Regions from separate parts of the Homo sapiens genome. Here region 1 is linked to region 2. A link is a loop called in an ENCODE intact Hi-C map of the cell type or tissue named here. Cell type or tissue: IMR-90. All regions are shown on one strand. Each heading gives the region's core, and the rest is flanking DNA. Links, peaks and the distances in the headings are about the cores only. Region 1 holds the start of HMX3 (H6 family homeobox 3). Region 2 has its middle 30 kb from the start of OAT.

Region 1 (8,323 bases), core at 196-8,195, 1.3 Mb after region 2:
ACTGACCGAGCAGAGGGTTTGCGGGTGCTGGGGTCCCAGAACTGCGGAGGGAAGCAGCGCGGGGCGGGGACGGGGCGGGCGCGCAGGGGGACAACGAAAGTTCAAAGAGAGGTCGGTACCTTCAGGTCGCGGGAGGTGGCCGCCGGCGGGGGTCAGGGTGTAGGGGTACCACCAGGCTGGGGAGCGCTCCAGGTAGTGCGCGGGCAGGGCAAACCTCTGCGCCGGGATCTCAAAGCGAGGGAAAGCCAGGTCGCCCACCTGCGAGAGCGCGAAGCCCGCGGCGCCCTCCAGGGCCCCCTTGGCCGCCGCGGCAGCGGCAGCGGCGGCGGCGGCGGCAGCCGAGGCTGGCGCGAAGAGCGTCCGTGGGGGCGGCTGAGGCTTAGGGGGCGGCCGGTGGTGGTCTCCGTTGAGCAGGTTCTTGATGGAGAACGGGGACTCCTTGGGAGCGGGTGGGGGGGGCGGCGGCGGTTGGGGCTGTGCGCTGGCGGTGCCGGCAGCGTCCGGCCCGGGTTCCGGCATGGTCCCCTCTCCTCCGGGTCCCCGGGAGGGAGGGAGCGGGACAGGCGGGCGGCGGGGCGAGCAGGCGAGAGGCCGGAAATCAGACCATAAACGGAACTCAACTACGGGGCGCAAAGTCGGGGGCCGCCCCGGGCGCAAATCCAACGGCGGGAGGGCGGAGTGAGGACCCAGACGGGCGGGCTCGCATGAGGGAGGGGTGCGGAGGGGCGGGGAGCGGCCCTGCCGCGGCACCGAGGGATCGAGGCGGCTCGGCTGCGGCTGCGGCTCCCGCGGAGGAGGCAGCAAGAGCAGTCCCCGGCTCGAGGCTGCGTCAATCCGGCGCCGGATGCTAATGATGAAATCAAAATGTCATCCAAGTTAAATGCGGGGAGTATACGGCGATTGGGCGCGTACAATGGCAAATGGGATTAGGCAGGCGAAGGCTCAGCCGAGCCCCGGCCCCGCAGCCGCCTCCGCCACCGCCCCCTCCTCGCCTTCCCTCGGATTTTGGCGCTTTGGCTTCGGGCTATAAGAGCCCGCCCGTTATTGGCTTTATATAGTCCAATTAGGCAGCAAATGAGGACAAGCCTATTAGCACAAAAGGATATTGGCTCCCGCTAAAGAGGCACTCGGAGCGCTCCTGCGAGCGCAGGAGGCGAGCGAGGGACGCGGAGCAGGCGGCGCCCTTGGCCGAAGCGCACTAACGGCCGCGAGCCCGGAGACCGCGCCTGCCTCTCCCCCCTGCGGCGCAGGGACCCGCTTCCCGCCGCCAGGCCTGCGGGAGGGGGGAGGGGCGGACCAGGCCCTCCCGGGTCACCTCGGGGTTATCTGCGCTCGCAGCTGCCGCTCCCCCGCCCCCTGGGGCTGGACAGGGGCCCGCCGCCCCCACGCAGCTGGAGAGCCACGCAGCGCCGGCCCAAGAGGCAGGACGTGACCTCGGCCCTCGGAGAACTCATCATTTTCCTACCCTTTGGGGTCCGGCGACCTCGGTATTTTTCCTAAAGCCTGCTAGGAAGGGCGAGGCCAAGAAGAGAGGGATTTGGGTTCCCCACCCACCATCCAGCCGATAGTAAGGGAATCCAGGTGTAAGTCCTCGCACTGCGTCTTCGGACTCAGAAATCCGCGTGGCCTTGGCCTTTAGCCCTGGAAAACCGAAGAGTGAGCCTTCCCCCGGGACCAGGAGTGGGTGTGCCTGTGTGCGTATGCGCGCTGACCCGGCCAAAACCCGCGCGTCACTCGGTGGGGCTGCTGGGGCAACAGCTTCTCGGCACCGACGGCTGCTCTCGGAAGGGCACCCCTCTGCTCTGGCCGCCGGTGCCCAAGGCTCGCGGATCAACTCCGAGTCTGTGACCCCGACGACAGCACTTTCTCCCAGGAAGTCTCTCCGGCCAGCTGGCGTTTGGAGCTGTCTAACTAACGCTTTAATGGGGGCAAGGTGAACCGAAGGCGCAGCGGCGTAGCTTCCTCCGCCGCGGCAAGCAGCGGCATCCGCTGCGCGTCTCGACGGCAGCGAAGTCCTTAGAGAACCACACTGGACCTTTGCAGAACGGCTTAGTGAAAGGACATTCCACTCCACTGGCTTTAAAAACAGCTCCCCGGTTCGCACGAGAAGCCCATGAGGCAGACATTTAAGACTCATGATTTAAGCATCAAGTAAATCAGAATTGTTTGTGAGGTCCCCTCCCGAGAGACAGCTTTCTTATCAGAGAAAGGTGACAAACTGGCCTCACCCTCTTCCACCCTGGTGAAGCTCCCGCACACGAGGGCTTTTTGGGATCCCTTCACCTCCCCACCGCTTTCTTTTTCGTTAGATTGAGCCTCGCCTAATTCAAGGCCGCCCTGCATTGGCAGACGTGATCGTGTGGGGTCCCCACTTGAGAGGTAGATTTTGTTTTTCGGTCCTGGGGCGTCAGACCCTCCCCCACCAAATCTCGACGGGCATATGTAATGTTTCTTTCTGCATTCATCTACAGCAGCGAACCCCATTTTTGCTTTGGAAATCTGGAAACGTAAATGGCGCTTCCATAAACAATTACTGTTATTACTCCCTTGAGTTTACACAGGGCTTTACTGGAATGCAAAACGCTACGCCATCCAAAATCTGGGTTGGAACGGATCACTGCCCTGAGACCCCAGCAGGGTGGGTCTCATACTTGGATTTTGTAAGTGGAAACCCGCGCCCAGAGAGGAGGAAACTGGGCCTAGGTCGCCCAATCGCTGCTGGATACCCAGAGGTCATTTTCCCCCAACCGCAGAAATAGCTCGATGCACGTAGGTCTATGAGGGTTGGGTGGGCACCGCCTGCACACAGCCTGCCACGCGGCCGAGTATGCGTGGAGAGACCCCGGCGTGTATGCCTGTGTGTTTTGGGAGCTTCGCCATTCAGCGCAGACGCATGCAAACTTGGCTAGAGTTCTGACGCACGAAAGTCGACTTTAAACTGGGAATGCTGAGGGTTCAGTCTGGGGAGGGGGACTCGTGGCTGATCACAACTCCAGCGCTAGACTCAGATGGGGAGGGGACAGGCCCAGTGTGGCGGGAGAAGAGTCCGGGACAGCCGCCCGCATCCCTGCTGTGCGGCTACCGGATCCCGGCTTTCCGGTTGTCGCCCCAAGTTCTCCGGTTGACTCCCCTCCCAGGGGCGCGCAGGGGCGCTGTTATGTGCTTGTGTTTGGCCCGGGAGAGGAGCTTCTCCAGTGTCAGCACTCTCAGCCCATCCTCTCAGTTTTAGGGATTGCTGGGCTTGAAAAGCGGGATGTATTGAGTAGATCTTTCCCTTCCCCTTCGAGAAAGCTGGTGGGAGTCGGGTCTGGGCGCGGACTCAGCCCTTTACTCGCCGTCTGGCGAGAGGTGTTGCCAGCGTTCTTGCGCTCACGACTCCATTCAAAGTCAGGCAGACAGCGCCCTCTATGGGACAGCCTCTGAACCAAGCCTGCAGGTTCCGCTGGAGAAACCGCTGTCCCGGCGCAGGACGTTTAAAAGCCATTGAGGTCTCGCCCTTCGCCGCCGCAGTTAGAAAACAAAAGCATTTTTTCTCTGGATCCCGGGAGAAGAAGTGGGTGAAATCGCCTTCAGATCTCTGCTGATCTCTACCTGGCCACGACAGGAAGTGGTCTCGCCTGCCTGTCATCCTCCTTCCCGCTTTTCCTGCCTGTTTTAGGGCCCATTCTGTGGTCCCCGTCTCGTTCTATCCTTTAGGTGCCGGTCCTAACCTCAGGCTAGGTGTTCTCCAGGAAGGACTCGGGGAGGGAAGGAGGGAACGGGCCTGCCTCATTCGTCTTCCCAGGACTCAGCGCCGCCGGCCGATCAGCGGACGAAACGCTTGTGCTCAGGAAATGCTTGTGCTCAGGAAACGCTTGTATTAATGCCTGAATGCCTGAGTGAGACGAATGAATGAATGGATGAATGAATGAATGGATTCACAGTTCCCTTACAGAGAATTGGCCCACTTGATTAGGGACCTTCAGATAGCCTGATCATACCCAAAAGCTGTTTTTAAAGAGTTTAATGAAATCTGAGATCTTTTGATGCTGCATTTTACAAAACCTAAAGGAGCCCAAGGAATAGGACCTTTGGGGGACCTTTCCCAGGCTAATCTCAGGCAGATGGGCTGTGAGAGCGGGTCTCTACACCACCCACCCTTGGGACAAGGAGCCAAGAGGGCAGAAGGGGACTGGAGAATGCCAGTGATTAACACCCAACTTTTACACAAAAGCATGAGGCCTGATACAGGAGTGCTTGGCATGGCATTCTCACCTGCCCCAGGCCCACCACACACACAAAGCACATACACGTTTGTGCACACACACAAGTCAGTAAGCAAGGCGCTTCCCAAAGGAGGGGAGCTTTCCATATTTTTCAGTACTTCATCTAAGAGAAGGCTGCTTCCTTCCCTCCATAGCCATACTACGGTCCTTCTCCTTGGAGCAGCTTCCTGGCACAGCCCACCTCCTTATCCATGGACGGGGTGGGGACTGCTTAGGCTTCTAGCCAAAGCTGCAAAACTCCCAGGCTGGAGGCCCCCACAATTAACATAGAGGGTTTGCCCTGGTCCTGATGGCCTCATTTTACCACCCACCTCTTCTGACCTGCAGGTCCTTGCTTTGAAGGCAGAATGGACAAAAGCCTGGAATTGTGATCCTGGGGAAACTGTGCTACCTACACATGCTACACAAGCTCTTTACTGGGACTTTCCTGGAAAGTTCTCTCCCATCTTTCTCGATGCCACCAGGAATGCTGCCAATGATGTCTCCCTCTGACTAAATACTGACCCTTAGAAAATACACAGCCCTGGGAGACAGGTCACAGCCAAGCTGTGCCTGATCACATATGTTTCCTGCATCACATACAATGTCCTTAGAGTGACTGAATGTCTTACCCTTTCATGACAGTGAGGGTAACAGTTATGTGGAGGTAATGTCGGCTCACGGTCATTGAATCCTTATTAGAAGCCAGGCACTATAACTTGGTGAGGTAGGTACTATTATTCTTTCTGATTGATAGATGAGGAAACTGAGGTCCCAAGTATGACAAGGAAGAGCTGGAGAGAGTACTAAAACATTTAGCCTCATAGGGTTGTTACAAGGACAGGGCTGGCCTACAGTAAGTGCTATGTAAGTCCTAGCTATTGTGCTGTTATTCCTCATTCATTCATTCTTCAAGATGAACCCACAGGCCAAAGTCTGTTCTTGCAGTGTTGCCTTGAGAAAGCTAACACAGTTCTGCAATGGAGAGATGCCCCAAGAGTTGCTTCCTTGCTTCAAGGAGGCCTTACTCTTCTATCCAGAAATGAGCCAGCTCTCTCCCACGTCCTCGTTTCTCTTCCTGGTTCCCTTGTCTTCTTTGAAAGTTCTTCTTACAGTGAGGCACAGTGGCTCACATCCATAATCCCAGCACTTTGGGAAGCTGAGGTGGGAGGGCCTCACTTGAGACTAGGAGTTTGAGACCAACCTGAACAACACAGTGAGACCCTGTCTCTACAAAACATTTTTGAAAAAGTCTTTCTCCCCAAACCAAGAATCTTTCAAGTGTAATTATTTGCAGGTTGCTCTCTATCCTCAGAGTTCTCATTAGGGGAGAAGAAGTATAATTTACAATGCAATAAAATCCACAATTTTGAGAATACAACCTCATAAACTTTGACAAATATATACCCCTGAGTAATTATCAACTGTATTTCCCCACCCTGAAAGTTTTCTCCTGGCCCTTTGCAATCAATTCCCCCAAACCCCACCCTAAGAGACCACTGTTGACTTTTAGAATTAAGACGAGTTATTCTGGTTCTAGAAGTTCAATTAAATAACCACGTCCAGTATGTACTCTTTCTGAGTCTGCTTCTTTGAGTCAATGAATCTGTGTGATTCATTTGTTTTGTTGTGCAGGGTATTTTTAGCAGAAGAGTGGCATATCTGCCTTACATTTAAGTCAACTTTAGATTCATCAAGTTCCAATGGGATTCTCAACCTAAAGAAATTCCACATCCCATGAATGGAGGAAGAAAATGTGGTCTATCCATACAATGGAAAATTGTTCATCAATACAAAGGAATCCAGCACTGATACATGCTGCAATGTGGATGAGCCTTTGAAAGATGCCAAAGTAAAAGACCACATATTGTTTGACTCCATTTAAATGAAATGTCCAGAGGAGGCTACTTCATAGAGACAGAAAGGAAATAAGCGATTAGCAGATGCTAGGGGGATGAGGGGAATGAAGAGTGACTGCAAATGTGTATGGGGTTTCTTTTTGGGGGTGATGAAAATGTTTTAAAATTGGTTGTGATGATGGTTGTCCAACTCCATGACTGTACTAAAACTTTCAGTGAGTAGGTTGTATAATACATTAGTGCTGTCTCAGTCAAGTGGTTATGAAAATATTCACCTCCCAGCCACCATGCATAGGTACAAGCTTTCCAATGCCTCTTGTCTTGAGAGCCCGATGGAGCTGGTCCAGTGACCCAGCTGGGGCTCCCCCAACCTTCCCTGCATAGTTCCTCTTTCTGCTGGTGGCTGGGCAGGGGGTGAGGGATGCAAGGATCATTGGCTCAGCCTCCTGTGTATGAGAAACTCTCTCCCCACAGAATAGGGGGAAGCCTAGCCCATGTAGCCTTCAGTGAGGTCATGCAAGCCACATCAGAGCTGAGTACCTCGATAGCGAAGCCTGTCCCCATGGCCCACATTGGGCTGTTATCCAGGATGTCTCTCTTCTAGCTCTGATGCAATTTGATTCTGTGCTTCTTCCCTCAGTGACTGAGGAATGACCCATTCTCCCTGAGTCATCACTTCTGCCACACGAATGTGGCACAATCAGAACAATCAAAGGTCATGTCATATAAGCCAAGATGACTCCTAAGGACAACTGGGAGAGGAGTGGCTGAAGCTTCCTCCCAACAATGCCTGAGCAGCCCTGAAGAGTCATCTCATTTATTCACTTAGTTAGCAACATGCCTGGGCAGACATTGTGCCAGGCTCTGGGGGTATAAGACTAAATCAGTCACAACTTCTGTTCTTGGGGTGCTCATAGCCTAGAAATGAAAACTGAAAAGGGAGTGAATAATGGCAATGCAATGTGAGAGGCAAAGTACCTCTAGCACATTTAGGCACAAAGTGATTTGGGATCACAGAGAAGGAAACAACTAATTCAGTCTGGTGGTTTAGTGTAATCAGTGGAGGCTTCCTGGAGGAGGTGATCAACCAGGGTCTTGATGAGTGTGTTATCAGGTAGGGAAGGGAGAAGAACAAAGAGGCTGAGGAAATGTCAGAATGTAGCCATAGAGTTTGTGCTGGGGAGGGTGCACAGATTGCTGGAGATGGGGAACAGAGCTGGGCCAAAGAGACTGCTTCCCTTGAATTCCTGCATCAGCGATTGTGGGCCCTTGAATTCCTGCATCAAAATCAATAGGTCTTTCCACAAAGACCATCATATCATATTGTGGCAGCAGTAAGGAGAGCATGGGCTCAGGAATCTGCAATTTTGCTAGATGTAGTAAGCTGATTTCTAGCACCATCCCTGTATCACTTTCCTACGGTTGCCTTAACTAAGTGCCACAATCTGGAGGGCTTAAAACAATGGAAATCTATTGTTTCACAATTCTGGAGGCCAAATGTCCAAACTCAAGGAGTCAGTAAGGCCATGCTCTCTCTGAGTTTCCAAAGAAGAATTTGTTCTAGGGAAGGATACCTCTCTCCTAGCTTCTGGTAGGACAAGGTCCAAATAAGGTCAGTTTACAGATACTGGGAGTTAGGACTTCAGCATATCTTTTTGGAGGACACAATTCAACACCTGCCCACAGTGATCCCCACCTCTGAGCATTCATGTGCTTGTGTAATTCTCTCCCCCTGAATACAGGCTGGACCTAGTAACTTGATTGTAACCAACAGAATACAATAAAGGTGATGGAATGTCACTTCCATGACTGGGTTACAAGATTGTAACTTCTGTGCATTAGCTGACTCTCTCTATTCCCTTCTCAGTTTGCATGCTTTCATGAACCAAGGGTGGCCTCATACCAACAGCCAGTGATAAACTGACTTCCTAAGTTAAACAGCCTGTGAGAAACTCGGTGTTGCCAATAACCGCTTTGTGAGTTTGAAAGTGGATCTTTCTCCAATCAAGCCTTCAGTTGAGAACACAGCCCCTGGGACAACACTTTGATTGGAGCCTTGCAATAGACCATGAATCTGAGGCTCCTGTCCCACAGAAACTGTGAGATAATAAATATGTATGTCTTAAGCCACTAAGTTTTGGAGTAATTTGTTAAACAGTAGTCAATAACTAATAGAACAGTTCTCTAGGTATTTCTTATGCCTACCAGGGTCTGAAGACC
Region 2 (8,323 bases), core at 151-8,150:
TCCCGTCTCCTCTCTGCTGAGAGCTGTTTTGTCGCTTAATAAACTTCTCTGCCCTCACCACCCCTCAGTTGCCAGTGTGACCTCATTCTTCTTTGACGGACAAGAACTCCAGACTCACTGAACATGGGTACTCACAAGGCTGTAACACTGTGGCCCTCTGCCCTTCACTGGCAGAGGGCAGATGCCTCATGTGATGGAAAGTAGTGATGGGGCGGAGCTGGCCCCGGAGCTGCGGGCTGGAATGGGGCAAGGGGCTGACTGAGCTGTTAACATGCCACCGTCTGTTGGGCTATGGATGGTGGGACTAAAAGAGCTAATGAGCACATTGTAACACTCTTTTGGGGCTTTAGGGTCATGGGCACCCCTGCCTGGGCACCACTGCATTCCCCTTGGAGTGACACACCTGGTCCAGCTGCAAACCCCGCATGGAGCCCACCCCTGTGCCAGCATTTGGAATGGCTGGCTGGACCCCACACTTGCTCACTCACATACCCCCTCCCACCAGGGCCTGAGCATGCAGCAGCAGCTGCTGTGGGATCTGCGCCGGAGTGCAAGCCAGATGCGGCCTGGCAGGCCCAGTAGATGGGGTGCCTCCTGCTGCGTGCCTGGCAAAGGGGCCGAGAAAAATCTTCTCATTTGGGCCAAGCTTGAGAACTGCAGCCCAGGATACATCATCAGTTTGCCTTGGGGAGTGCTCTGGAGAATATTTATAAAGAAAAAAAAATCAGGAGAAGGGGTGATTATAAAACTTATTTATTAGGAATTTTCATTGGTCTAGAGAATTGGCATTAGTTACTGATTGGCTATTCATTGTTGAAGTACAGGATGTATGGCGTTTTTGTGGCCATTTGGCTTCAGTTAGTCTAGAGCTGCATGGCAAGGGGCTTCGAGAGGTAATTATTTAGCTCAAGGGGGAGTGAGACCTGACTGCCATTATATTTTAGATACTTTTCTGGGCCTGATAATTTAAAGGGGCTCACATTCTTCAGGTAAAAAGTTATTTTTCTTCTTCGGGGAGGAGTGGTTCAAAGTAGAGGAGAACTCACAGAGTATGTGGTGCCCAGATGCACATTTAGATATGTGCAAAAGAAAGATGATAATCTTGGTACATTTTTGCACTTTAAATAGTCACCACCTTCACTCTCCACACCCCCTAATGATAACTTGTTCTTTGGATTCTGACCTTCCAGAATACCTCATCTAAATTAATTACTGCACATATAAGAAAACTGAGGTTGGGATAGGACATCTGATGTACCCAGAATAACAGAGGTGAAAGTGACAATGCGTTTCAAGCACTAGGACTGTGAAGTTCCCAGCATGCTCTCTGCAGCACATCTGTATGTGATGGGGAAGCACCACAGAGGTCGGGGGAGGCATATAGGGGACATTTATAGGTTTAGATCTGTGCTGCTCAATGCCAGCTGCACTTCAGAGTCACCTGGCTTGCTTAAAAAATTAGTATCGGCCAGGTGTGGTGGCTCATGGCTGTAATCCAAGCACTTTGGGAGGCCGGGGTGGGTAGATTACCTGAGGTCAGGAGTTCAAGACCAGCCTGACCACCATGGTGAAACCCAGTTTCTACTAAAAATGCAAAAATTAGCTGGGCGTGGTGGTGCACGCCTGTAATCCCAGCTACTCAGGAGGCTGAGGCAGGAGAATCACCTGAACTCAAGAGGCGGAGGTTGCAGTGAGCCGAGATTGTGCCATTGCGCTCTGGGCTGGGCAATAAGAGTGAAACACTGTCTCAAAAAAAAAAATAATATTGATGGCCAGACCTCACCTCAAATCAATTACATCAGCATCTCCTGGATGGGGCCTTGCACCTGGATATTAAATGCTCCTGGGGATTCTAATGTGCAGTCCTTGCAAAGTGGGTATTGAGTGTGAGGCAGGGTGTCATTCACCCAACCATGCTGGGGCACTGACGTCTACTGGTGAATAAGGCACACGATTCCTGGCATCAGCGGGCTTTTTAATAGGTACATTTATTTCAAAAATGTTTATTGAGTACCACTTGGCTGGTCCCGGAGGATAGACAGTGGTTCAAATAAATAGCATTTATTCAGCAGTCTGTGCCAGGCACTATTTCAAATGCCTTAAGTCTCACTCCAGGTATTATTACTTCCATTTACAGATGAGGAGACCAAGGCTCAGAAACACAAGCTTGCTTTAGGTCATTGAAATAGTGGTGATGCCCAAGAGCCTTGGATGGGCTGGACAAACCTTCTGAGGGAGCCAGTAGGTGGTCCTGGTGCCTCAGGGACTGGGGGCTTTGAGAACAGCTCCTCCCTTTGTCTCAAGAGCTTGGCCAAGAGGCCCCTGTGGCCTGTAAAAGCATTTCAATTTGTTTTGAACTTGGGGGATGGATTCTTAAAATACCAGCAGGAGGCATCAAAATGAATAATATATATCTAAAAGCAGCTTAGTCCATTTAGGAAAAAAAACTTTAAAATATATTTCAGGGCTCACTCCAGTGTTCCATGCATGTATAATGGCTCAGAGGAGGTTTATTAGCTCCCCAGCCTTTATTTTGATTAACTTGCAAATGAGATTTTTTCTCTATACATCAGCCTAGCCCTTCAAATTGTTAATGAGATATCTGAACTAAAATGGCTTTTATAATTTGCATCACAATACTTAAGAGCCCAGCAGATGATTGCTGCAAATAAGCCTTGTGTGGAATAGCCAAGCATGGCTCAAGGCAGGGTTCGGGAGGACCACCGACAGCTCAGGCTTGCACATCCATGGGGATGCAGGGTCTGGGGGCCTTTGATCTTGGTGGCTTTCTCCTAGGCCAGTCTCTGAGACCGGCAGTGAAGGGCAAGTGGGATCCACCAGCCCCTACTCTCTCCTGCCTTCCTTTTTATCACAACATCTCTTTAATTTATGGCCCCTGAGTGCCAAGCCGTGTACCTGTGAACAAATGGAGTAATTACTCCTGGGAGAAATAGAAAAACATGGATGCAGACCATACAGAAAGCTGCCGGCTTTCAGTGGGGTGACCTGGGAGTGATCACCGGGTGAGGGTGTCCTGCCAGTGTTCTAGGAATCCTGGAATCATGGAGGGTCTCCTGCCAGTGTTTTCATGTTACTGGAGGCTCAGAGAGCGGAAGGGACTTGTCCACCGGCTGCGCTCCCTGGGACAGAAACCTGGGGAGGCCTCCTGATGATGACGGGAGGCGGTGGCGTGGGTGGTTGCTGCGAGGCTCAGAGCTTCGGTTTTGCTTTTGCCTCTGACAACCAGGATGACCTCTGGCAACTCAATGCCTCTCTGTCCTTTATCGAATGAGGGGGTTGAATTAGGACAGAACAGTCACGGGTGGTTTCACAACAGGTGTATGTTCTGAGAAATGCGTCCTTTGGCGATTTTCTCGTTATGTGAACATCATGGCGTGTACTTACACAACCTAGATGGCACAGCCTGCTACGACACAATGCTAAGTATTTGCATAGCTAAACACAGAAAAGGCACAGTAAAAATATGGTATAATCTTTTGGGACCTCCGCCATATTAGAAGGGCATGACTGCCTGGTCTCTGGAGGTGGGGGTGAGGACTGACCAGGTGAGCCTGAGCCCCCATCCAGTGGGCACCGGGCTCAGGTGGGCGCGCGACGGGTCTTGGGAACTGACAGAGGAGCCAGGGTCTGAGGCCCCCGGCAGGTTTTATATAGAGATGGCCAGAAAAGCGCCCCCACGTCCTGTGAGGTTCCCATTCCCCCGTCTTGGGTTTTAAGATCCCCTTGAGACTTAGTTTCCCCCAAAGTCAGTTTCCCGAGAAAAGGAGGCCCCATTTCAGCAGAAAGGGGCTTCGAGCTCCAGGGAGAGGACGGGGGTGTGGCGAGTTGTCCCCTCCCCTCCAAGACTCAGCGCCCACGCGCAAGTCAATAACCCCAAGTCCGGGTCCTGGGGCTTTTGGCCGGAACTGCTCGCAGCCATAGGGCCCCACGCGCGTTGGGACGGCAGGGGGCGCTGCCCGCAAAGCGTTGCTTCCCGGCCGTCCTGCGAGCCCGCGAGATGCGCGTGCGCGAGGCCGGGGCTCGGGAGCTGGGGCGGGGCCGTGGGCGGGGCCAGGAGCCGCGCTGGGGACCGTGCCCTCCTCCGCCGAGGCCTGTAGGGCGCTCGCTCTTCGCTGGGCCGAGTCCCCCCGCGCGCTGCAGAGCAATACAGTTCTGTAAAAGTTTATTATTCTGACGTTGGAATATGCTCCTTGGAGACAATTCAGAACTTGCAGAAACCAGAGCCCCGCGGCCCCTCCCTGCGTAGACTGCGGGCGGCTGTCCCGGGCGTGGGCTGCGGCCCCGCGGGCCCATGCGTGTTCTGGGGACTCTGGGGCGCTGGTTCAGTCCCGCGTGTGTGGGAGTCACGTTCACCTCCTCAGTGCCAGGTGCTGTCCGCGCACCCGTCGGAGCGCCTCGGTTCACCGTGCAGAGGTGTGGGCTCCGGGGCAGGGAAGGGTCCACCCCACCTCCCGCGCTGCAGCGAGCTTGACAGGTGGTGATCCTGGACAGGCGCATCCGTTGGGCCGGGGGCAGGGGCGCTCTGACCCTGTGGGCAGGGCCTCCCGGGACTCTGCCCGGAGCTCCTGGCTGGGCTGTGCCCGGAGGGATCTGAGTGGTGGTCCTTGGGCCCTTGCGGGCCTCAGTTTTTGCCACTGTGCAATGGCCTTACTCATACCTGCCCTGGTGATTGGGGGACCGAAGTTGTGCAGGGGGTGGGAGGATGCGGGGCCTGGTCTCTGCCTGGCTGGGGCCCACCTTGATCCGTGTGGCCCTGCTGAGCCCTGTCCACTGGTCACTGAGATAGTGACGGTCCTGGGCTGGGCAGGAGTGGCAGGCCCTGGGTGTGTGGATGCCATAGGAGGAGAAAGAGCTTTTCCTCACCGTCCTAGGTTCCTGCCTGGGACTCATATAACAAGAGAATAACATACACATTTATTTAATATAATTTTTACCGGATGCAGGAGCCTTCATAAGGAAATGAAGACCCAAAGAAATGTGTAAACCTGTGTGTGTGTGTGTGTGTGTGTGTTTTTGAGACAGAGTTTCACTCTTGTTGCCCAGGCTGGAGTGCAATGGCAGGATCTTGGCTCACTGCAGCCTCCACCTCCTGGGTTCAAGCGTTTCTCCTGTCTCAGCCTCCCAGGTAGCTGGGATTACAGGCGCATGCCACCAGGCCCGGCCAATTTTTGTATTTTTAGTAGAGATGGGGTTTCATCATATTGGTCAGGCTGGTCTCGAACTCCTGACCTCAGGTGATCCGCCCACCTCGGCCTCCCAAAGTGCTGGGATTACAGGCGTGAGCCACCACACCCAGCCAAACCTGTGTTTTTTATGCTTGGTTTGATAAAAAAAGTGGATAGTCCTAGAAAAGTTTGATTGGATAAAAACGTCTGATGTAACGGTAATAGATGGAGGGACTTAGCCAGGCCTGCGTGTTCACAGTCTCCTCTATCCCTGTGTCTTCAGAGGTGAGGATGTTTCTTCTGGGTATAGGGAGACTAACACCTGAATGAGGGTTTTATGTCCTGCTTCAGGGGAGAAGGGAGGGTGGGAGGTGAAAACGACCTTTCTGTTTCTGCTGTTTCCTCAAATGCCAAGGTGCTGTATTTTGGGGTACCATGTCCTGAACCCCATCAGTGCCAAGGGCAAGGCTGGTGCCCAGGGCCCAGTCCTGGACTTACCTTGGACTTCGTGGATGGGAGGGGAGGTGGGGCCTGAGGAGGGGTGACACCCGCAGGTGGAAGCTTGTGTCTGCATCCCAGGAGGCAAATTACCAGCTCTGAGACCTAGGACCAGTCAGTCACACAACCTCTGGAGTCTCAGTGTCCTCATGTAGAAATGGGAGCAGCGGGCTGTGGGGAGGTTGATATTGGCTGCTGGGTCCTGCCTGTAGCTCCCTCTGCCCCCGACCTCAAACTCTTGAGCCCTCTGGGATCACCTGAGGCTTGATAAACACACAGGGGCCCCGGCCCTGCTCTGACAGGTGGCTTCATCGAGTTTGGGTGGTACCAGGAATCCCGCTGGGAACAACCCTCTTAGGGTCTGGTCAGGCACCCTCCCAGCCCCCAGCACAGGGCAAGGAAGTGCCAGGGCCATGGGACAGCAGGAAGGTACCCTCCCCAGGCCCACCAATCCCACAAGACTCTGTTGAGAAAGAAGGATTTTAGTGGTTTGCGTGGGGATGCTGAATCGGTGTTCCACTTAAGAGGGCTCAGGGAAGTGAGGACACCCTGGGACACCCCAGGGGGTATGTCCTCATCCTGGCTTCACTTGACTGGGGCCTGGTTTCTAATCCTGGGCTCACTTGCCCGGTGCCTGTCTCTCCCCCAGTCTCAGCCTGATGAGTGAATGAAGGTGATGATCACCCGTCCTTTATGGCGGGCCGGTTCTTGCATTAGATCTTACGATCCCCATGCCAGCCTTGAAAAGCCGGAGTTCATAGGACCCAGGTGCAGGGAGTTCAGACAGCTCTTAACAGAGTCTTAAGGTGGGGTGCTGAGGCTGGATCCACCTGGACCTGGTCCCGGACAGCCCGGACTGTGTTGTGGAGTGAAGGGAAACTTCATCCCCATGTTGTCCAACCTCGAGTGGGCCTGGCTGGTTTGCTAAGTGTGACCAGGGGATTGGGCTGGTCCAGAATGTCTGGAGGCCTGGGGTAAGGGGAGGGCAGCGTCTGCCCCCTGCTACCCCATCCCCCTCACCTGTTCCTGTTGCCTGGGGTTAGGGTTAGCGAGTTGTGACTCCACCCTCCTGCCCGGGTGGGTGGAGAGGGCCCTCTCTGGAGAGGGTCTGTCAGCCTGCCCTGTAGAAGAGCGGGTGTGCTCTCCTGGGGTGGGAGGGGCCTTGCCTTTCTGTTTGGAGGAATGTCTGCCTCCGTGGTACATTCCAGAGAGAGCAGCCCCTCCCAGCTTCTTTAGGCTTCTCTACCTTCAGGTGAGCAGAGGGGCGGTGTCGGGCCTGCAGCAGCTGCGCCTGACCCCATTTGCGAGGACTCAGTGCCTCCCTGGGCCCGGGCTGTTTGTGGTCTCACCTCCAGAGCATGTTTGTCTGGGTCACCACGCCCCCTGCAAACAGCCCTGTCTGGGGTGGCCAGACCAGGCCCTGCCCATGGCCAGCCACTTTTCCAGCAGAAAACTCAGCCCCATTGGAGTCCCCCGCCACAGCCCTGCTTGAAGCTTTGAAGGTGGGAGCCAGAGGGGCAAAGTCAAAATTGCAGGGAGAGTAAACACCTGAGGACCTAGTTTGGCCTGGCTGAGACGCTGGGCGGCTACAAAGGGACAGTGTGAGGGAAGCCCTCGCAGCAGAAGGGACCCATTCAGTTCTTGCAGAAAGGGATTTGCCTGCTAATTAGGCAGGGAGGACCCTACTGGTGTGTGGGCTGCAGGAAGGGGTGGCATGTAGTGGGGAGCTGGTGACCCTATTTGGGGAAGAACCTGCTGGTTCTGAGCTGCTGGAACCTTTCGGTCCACACCTGACCCACAGACCACCTGCTCCAGAGTCAGGCGGGGAGCTCCTTAAACAATGGCGATGCGTCAGCCCCAGCCCAGGCCTCCTGGCTGAGCCACAAAACCCATCATTGCATGAGGGGCCTCCGATATACCAGCCCTCTGCCTAGTGCTTTGCAGCCATCAGGCCTTCCCACCACTGCCCCTCAGCCTCCTGCACCTGAGATGGGGGTCCCTTCAGCCCTGGGGTGACCGGAGGCAGGCTCGCTCACGTACTCGGTGCACTGTGTAAATCCATTCACATTCTCCAGGTACGCTGTCAGGAGAAAGGCTGTGAAGCACCAGAGTCTCTCATTTCATCTCATACCTGGAAGGTCTATTATTAGCTCCATTCCACAGGTGAGAAAACTGAGGCTCCAAGAGGTTAACTGACTTGTGCAAGTCACACCACGCTAGGGCTGGGCTTTTTCCCATGATTCTGCCTCTGGGTATGGGTGGGGATTGTGCATGTGAGGTTGTGAAAAGCTCTCCGGTGGTTGGACTGTGTAGATCTCTGGTCCAGATAACCTCTTGCCACCATGTCCTGTGGTCTCACTGCACATGGTTCTGGGGAAAGTGAAGAAGGATCCTTTAAAAGTGCTGATGGATAGCATGAAGACAGGCCCAGGGAGGGACCCCCTCTGCAGGATGCCCAGGCATGCACGTGATACTCTCTTGTCCCATGTAGCAGTGATGGCAGCTGAGAGTCATTTCCAGACCCTTCTGGAGAAGTTCCTATCCCTGTAATGACAGCAGTTGGTTTGCTTAAGAATGGTCTGAATGCATCTTGGTGGGCATCTGGTGGGTTCACGGGAAGTCACTTGACTTTGTGCCCA

What was found. Hi-C counts contacts between places; a loop is a spot of excess contacts. Peaks named below come from ENCODE experiments on the same cell type or tissue, not always from the same donor. Only the 100,000 strongest peaks of a DNase experiment are listed, where the experiment ranks them.
Region 1: a loop joins it to region 2, with 19 times the contacts of the local background. A loop is called at or near these places in 4 of 110 quality-filtered maps.

What each region holds. Positions count from the first base shown.
Region 1 is chr10:123,128,247-123,136,569 of GRCh38, reverse strand. HMX3 (H6 family homeobox 3) reads right to left here and starts at 600. Exons shown (of 2, transcript NM_001105574.2): 1 at 120-600. The coding sequence starts at 519. RefSeq lists silencers at 172-221, 232-641, 692-771, 1,152-1,281, 1,312-1,431 and 1 more and enhancers at 435-1,385, 3,263-3,557, 3,624-3,733. In IMR-90, for the core only: a CTCF peak has its summit at 3,404 (motif pointing left); a DNase peak (open chromatin) is centred at 3,389; H3K4me3 peaks cover 174 bases; H3K27me3 peaks cover 5,380 bases.
Region 2 is chr10:124,385,055-124,393,377 of GRCh38, reverse strand. No RefSeq gene overlaps it. Among named protein-coding and RNA genes, the nearest start is that of OAT, 30 kb to the left of the region's middle. RefSeq lists a silencer at 3,872-4,161. In IMR-90, for the core only: a CTCF peak has its summit at 3,966 (motif pointing right); a DNase peak (open chromatin) is centred at 3,977; H3K4me3 peaks cover 326 bases.